Linked DNA regions of Homo sapiens: region 1 is linked to region 2. Evidence: read pairs that join two places in POLR2A ChIA-PET (ENCODE). Cell type or tissue: B cell. All regions are shown on one strand. Links, peaks and the distances in the headings refer to the core of each region. The heading gives the core; the rest is flanking DNA.

Region 1 (3,030 bases), core at 244-2,743, 410 kb after region 2:
TGAAATGAATAACTGGGTATACAAATCTTTATACACATTTGTCTCTCTTTTAATGATAGTTGCCTAAAAGTTGGAATTACTGACACATATTGCCAAAATTCTTTATAGTAGAAATGTACTAATTTATACTCCCATTAATTTTATATGAGAGTGCTTGTTTTATCGCACCCTTAACAAACTGGTTGTGTTTGAAGAGAACTTTGCTATTATTTTGGGGCTTGAAGCATTTGTTGAAGAGATTAGTGGATGGGTCCACATTTTTGGTATGCTATTTGGAGGCACTTAGCTATTTTGGGTTATGTATCTGATTGCTTTTATAGGGCCAGACCACAAGATTAGATAAAGTATATGGAATATTTACATATCAGTCTTACGAAGAGCAAACTATTCAGACCCACTTATCTTGATTCAGCTATTCTAATTGTAAAAAGACTACTGAAGGTTAAAAATTTCAGTTGACTATTTTCTCCTAAAGTAGGATAAGCTAGGCTTTTAGGAAAAAAATAGGGTTGAAATAAATTGTTTAGAAAATTGATCAAAAGTAGTAGTTACTCAGTACTCTCTCTCTCAGCGCTCACTCTCTTTCTGTCTCTCTCTGTCTCTCTGTGTGTGTGTGTGTGTGTGTGTGTGTGTGTGTATTTAGAAAAAGAGTAGAATGGAAAGATTAGAAATAGAGCATGAAAGGCTGGGGAAGGGAAGTTGCTGTGAATAACAGAACTTCTGCCTTTACCTGGGAAAATATATCTTTACTTTTGTCGCTACATTATTGACTCTGAAAGATCACATGAGTCCTCTTTCTTGAAATAATATTTTTGTGTTTGTAACTGCTGACACGACTGGTACTTAAATTTTGAGAGAATAAACTTTTTGAAAATTTTTTTGACCATTAATAAAAAACTTTTTTTTCATTTCCTACAGTACATGGATTTTCTTTTTTTTTTTTTTTTTTTAAGACAGGGTCTTGTTCTATCTCTCAGGCTAGATTGCAGCGGCGCAAACACAGCTTGCTGTAGCCTTGAACTCTTGGGCTCAAGCCATCCTTCCATCTGAGCCTCCCAGGTAGCTCGGACTACAGGTGTGTGGTCTCCCTATGTTGCCCAAGCTGGTTTTGAACCCCTAGGCTCAAGTGGTCTTCCTGCCTTGGTCTCCCTCAGTGCTGGGATTACAGGTGTGAGCCATTGCACCTGGCTAGACAGCTGATTGGCTGGGCGCGGTGGCTCACCTGTAATCCCAGCATTTTGGGAGGCCGAGGTGGGCGGATCACCTGAGGTTGGGAGTTTGAGACCAGCCTGACCAACATGGAGAAACCCCATCTCTTATTAAAAATACAAAATCAGCCGGGTATGGTGGCACATGCCTATAATCCCAGCTGCTAGGGAGGTTGAGGCAGGAGAATTACTTGAACCTGGGAGGCAGAGGTTGCAGTGAGCCGAGATCGCGCCATTGCACCCCAGCCTGGGCAACAAGAGTGAAACTCCATCTCAAAAAAAAAAAAAAAAAAAAAGCGGATCACGAGGTCAGGATATCAAGACCATCCTGGCCAACATGGTGAAACCCCATCTCTACTAAAATACAAAAAATTTGCCAGGCCTGGTGGCGCACGCCTAGGGGATTGCTTGAACCCGGGAGGCAGAGGTTGCAGTGAGCCAAGAGTGCACCACTGCCCTCCAGCTTGGTGACAGAGTGGGACTCCATGTCAAAAAAAAAAAAAAAACGGTTAGATGCAAATATCAAAAATGAGTTAAAAAATATCTTTGGTGTGGCTTCAATTTTATTAACTATTTTAATATTGCAGACCCATATCTTCCCTTAATTATACTGAATTTAGTATATTTGTTAAAAAATAAAGTTTTAAGACTACCTGTTTTGGTATCAAAATTAGTTTTTTTTTTTTCTTTTTTTTTGAGATGGAGTCTTGCTCTGTCACCTAGGCTGGAGTGCAGTGGCATGATCTCTGCTCACTGCAAGCTCCACCTTGGGTTCACACCATTCTCCTGCCTCAGCCTCCCAAGTGGCTGGGACTACAGGCACCCGCCACCACGCCCGGCTAATTTTTTTTTTAATTTTTAGTAGAGATGGGGTTTCACTGTGTTAGCCAGGATGGTCTCGATCTCCTGACCTCGTGATCCACCCGCCTTGGCCTCCCAAAGTGCTGGGATTACAGGTGTGAGCCACTGCGCCCGGCTAGGTTTTTTCAAATTGAAAATTTTTTTTCTTTTTCTTTCTTTTTTTTTTTCTTTTGAGATGGAGTCTTGCTCTTGTTGCCCAGGCTGGAGTGCAGTGGAGCAATCTCAGCTCACTGCAACCTCTGCCTCCCAGGTTCAAGTGATTCTCCTGCCTCAGCCTCCCAAGTAGCTGGGACTATAGGTGTGTGCCACCGCGCCCAACTAATTCTTGTATTTTTAGTAAAGATGGGGTTTCACCATATTGGCCAGGCTGGTCTCGAACTCCTGACCTTGTGGTCCTCCTGCCTCAGCCTCCCAAAGTGCTGGGATTACAGGCGTGAGCCACTGTGCCTGGCTTTAATTTGAAAATTTTAATGTTACAAATCAAAGGTAGGTGTTACCAAAGTATGTTAAGCATGAGCAAAAGTGCATTTGATTGTTCAGAGGGCCAAGTTCATGTTAGCTTTGGGATCATGCCTCCAGAGATGTAAGTTTAACTATTATGATAATAACAAAGTAATAATTATGCCATGTGCCAAGGATTCTATTAGACTCTTTACTATAGTTAATTAAATTTTAATCTTCACAGTGCCCTGAACAGCATATAATGGGTAAACCGAGGGACAGACAGTTTAAGAACCAGTTTAAAGGCTGGGTGTGGTGGCTCATGCCTGTATTCCCAGCATTTTGGGAGGCTGAGGTGGGCGGATCACTTGAGGTCAGGAGTTCAAGCCCAGCCTGGCCAACACGGTGAAACCTTGTCTCTACTAAAAACACGAAAAAAAAATTAGCTAGGCATGGTGGTGCGTGCCTTTAGTCCCAGCTACTCGGGAGGCTGAGGTGGGAGAATTGCTTGAACCCCGGG
Region 2 (2,729 bases), core at 8-2,507:
TGAGTGCCATTGTACTCCAGCCTGGGTGACAGAGCGAGACCCTGTCTCAAAAAAAAAAAAAAAAAAAAAAAAAAAACGTAAGGCTGGGCACGGTGGCTCACGCCTGTAATCCCAGCACTTTGGGAGGTTGAGGCGGGCGAATCACGAGGTCAGGAGTTCCGAGACCAGCCCGGCCAACATAGTGAAACCCCGTCTCTACTAAAAATACAAAAATTAGCCAGGCATGATGGTGGGCACCTGTAGTCCCAGCTACTCGGGAGGCTAAGGCAGGAGAATTGCTTGAACCCAGGAGGTGGAGGTTGTGATGGGCCAAGATCGCACCACTGCACTCCAGCCTGGGCGACAGAGTGAGACTCTGTCTCAAAAGAAAAGAAAAGAAAAAAAAAAGTAGAGACAGAGTATAGACCTATTCTTTTGTAATGTTTAGCTAAAAGGGGAGCAAAAGTTTGAGGGGGCTGTGAGGTAATTTGGTTGGATTTTTAAAAAGTTTTTTGAGATATAATTCATATACTGTGCAATTCGTCTGTTTAAAGTGTTTTTGTATATTTAGTGGTTTTTAATATATTGACAGATATGTGCTGTCACAATTTAGTATATTGACAGATATCACTACAGTCAGTTTTAGAACATTTTCATCATCTGAAGAAGAAATACTGCATTCTTTAACTACCCCTGTTTAGCTATTCCCCCATTCCCCTATTCTTCCAACCTTAAGCAACTCCTGATCTACTTTCTGTCTCTAAAGATTTCCCTATTCTGGACTTTTCATTAGAATAGAATCATATACTATGTGATATTTTATAACTGACTTCTTTAATTTAGCATAATATTTTCAAAGTTCAACTATGTTGTAGTGTATATTAGTACTCCATTCCTTTTTGTGGTTAAGTGGTTTTTCATTGTGTAGCTACATGCCACATTTTGTTTATCCATTCTTCTGCTGATAGACATTTGGGATGTTTCCACTATAGTTGGTTTTTGTGTGTGTGTGTGTGTGTGTGAGATGTTTGTATGTTTTTGTGCTGATGGGAATAATCAGAGAGGGAGACACTGAATGGAAAGTATATTGGAAAGACACTGTGGTAGACTGAGGCGGGCAGATTCGTTGAGCTCAGGAGTTTGAGACCAGCCTAGGCAACATGGCGAGACTCCGTATCTATAAAAAATGCGAAAACTAGCCACGCATGGTGGCGTGTGACTTTCGTTTCAGCTACTTGAGAGGCTGAGGTGGGAAGATCAGCTGAGCCTGGAAAGTTGAGGCTGCAATGAGCTGTGATCACACCACTGCACTTCAGCCTGGGTGGCAGAGTGAGACCCTGTCTCAAAAAAAAAAAAAAGCTGGACAATCAATCTGCATTTGTTTGATTTCATATTTATTAAGGTTCATGCATGCTTATGCGTGCCTTCCCTTTCAGTGCTTTCAGGGCTTCAGATTACAAAACTGAAGAGGTTTGTCAAAGAATTGAAGCAGAGGAAGCAGTAATTTAGTTAGCAGAGTAAATAGTACTTGACCTGAAGGTGCTTGGTTTATGTTTGTGGAGTGAGCTTAATGGAAAACAAGATTTGCCATGAATAATCAGGAATATAATTTACCCACAAATATACAAAAGTATGAAGCCATAAAAGAACTCAGGGTGTGAGAGTAAGATGTCACAAAACAATGTAGCTTCCTGTATGATGTGACACTTCTGTAGACTTCAAAGGGTGTCCTGGCCCCACTAGTCACCTCTGCTTGCTTTCTTTTCACAGGCTGCCTGGGTCTCAGCCATTTGGGTCCCCATTGGCCCCTGTGGGCAACCAGCCACCTGTGCTTCAGCCCTATGGCCCTCCCCCGACAAGTGCACAGGTGGCTACGCAGCTGTCTGGAATGCAGATCAGCGGTGCTGTGGCCCCAGCCCCTCCTTCTTCAGGGCTGGGCTTTGGTGAGTGGCTGTGAACACAGGAATGTTACTGTCCCCTGTTCAGAGGCATCAGACTCTGGGGTTATACCTGAATCTCTTTTATTTCCCTTGTATTTCCTGTGCCTCTGAGCCTCAGAAGATGGGACAGTCATATTTGCCCCTCTTGTGTGGAAAGGGAAGTGATATACCGAACAAGGAGGCAGAATGACTGGGCTTTTGACTCTACCTTTATTCTACTTCTCAGGCCCACCAACATCGCTGGCTTCAGCCTCAGGAAGTTTCCCTAACTCTGGTCTGTATGGCTCCTATCCTCAGGGCCAGGCTCCTCCCCTTAGCCAGGCCCAAGGTCATCCTGGGATCCAGACTCCCCAGCGATCTGCCCCATCACAGGCCTCCAGCTTCACACCCCCAGCTTCAGGGGGTCCTCGGCTGCCTTCGATGACTGGTCCACTCCTGCCTGGACAGAGTTTTGGAGGGCCCTCAGTGAGCCAGCCCAACCATGTGTCTTCACCTCCTCAAGCTCTGCCCCCTGGCACCCAGATGACTGGGCCCCTGGGACCACTGCCACCTATGCACTCCCCGCAGCAGCCAGGCTATCAGCCCCAACAAAATGGTGAGTCTTTCCCAAGGTCTGTCTTAGAAGCTAGAGGCTTCAGCTACTCAGGTGGTTTTTGATGTTTTTTATTTGTTTGTTTTTAGTATTACTTGCTAAGTGGTGAATTAGATGGGTAGCTTCAGGGTATTATTCCTAGGATATGGGGTTTGTAAGACATTATTTTTTCTTGTCGTTCTGATAACATGGTATTTTTCTGAATGTCTTTGCCAGGC

What was found. Peaks named below come from ENCODE experiments on the same cell type or tissue, not always from the same donor. Only the 100,000 strongest peaks of a DNase experiment are listed, where the experiment ranks them.
Region 1: POLR2A ChIA-PET joins it to region 2 with 14 read pairs; 1 of 35 experiments calls an interaction of 5 or more read pairs at or near these places.

What each region holds. Positions count from the first base shown.
Region 1 is chr10:74,171,207-74,174,236 of GRCh38, forward strand. All of the region lies in intron 1 of ADK (adenosine kinase), which reads left to right. Among named protein-coding and RNA genes, the nearest start is that of ADK, 22 kb to the left of the region's middle. In B cell, for the core only: no CTCF peak of the experiment used is centred there; no DNase peak of the experiment used is centred there; H3K27ac peaks cover 1,124 bases.
Region 2 is chr10:73,757,873-73,760,601 of GRCh38, forward strand. It overlaps SEC24C (SEC24 homolog C, COPII component), which reads left to right. Exons shown (of 23, transcript NM_198597.3): 4 at 1,750-1,922; 5 at 2,146-2,514. Among named protein-coding and RNA genes, the nearest start is that of POFUT4, 13 kb to the right of the region's middle. RefSeq lists an enhancer at 1,903-2,002. In B cell, for the core only: no CTCF peak of the experiment used is centred there; no DNase peak of the experiment used is centred there; H3K27ac peaks cover 384 bases.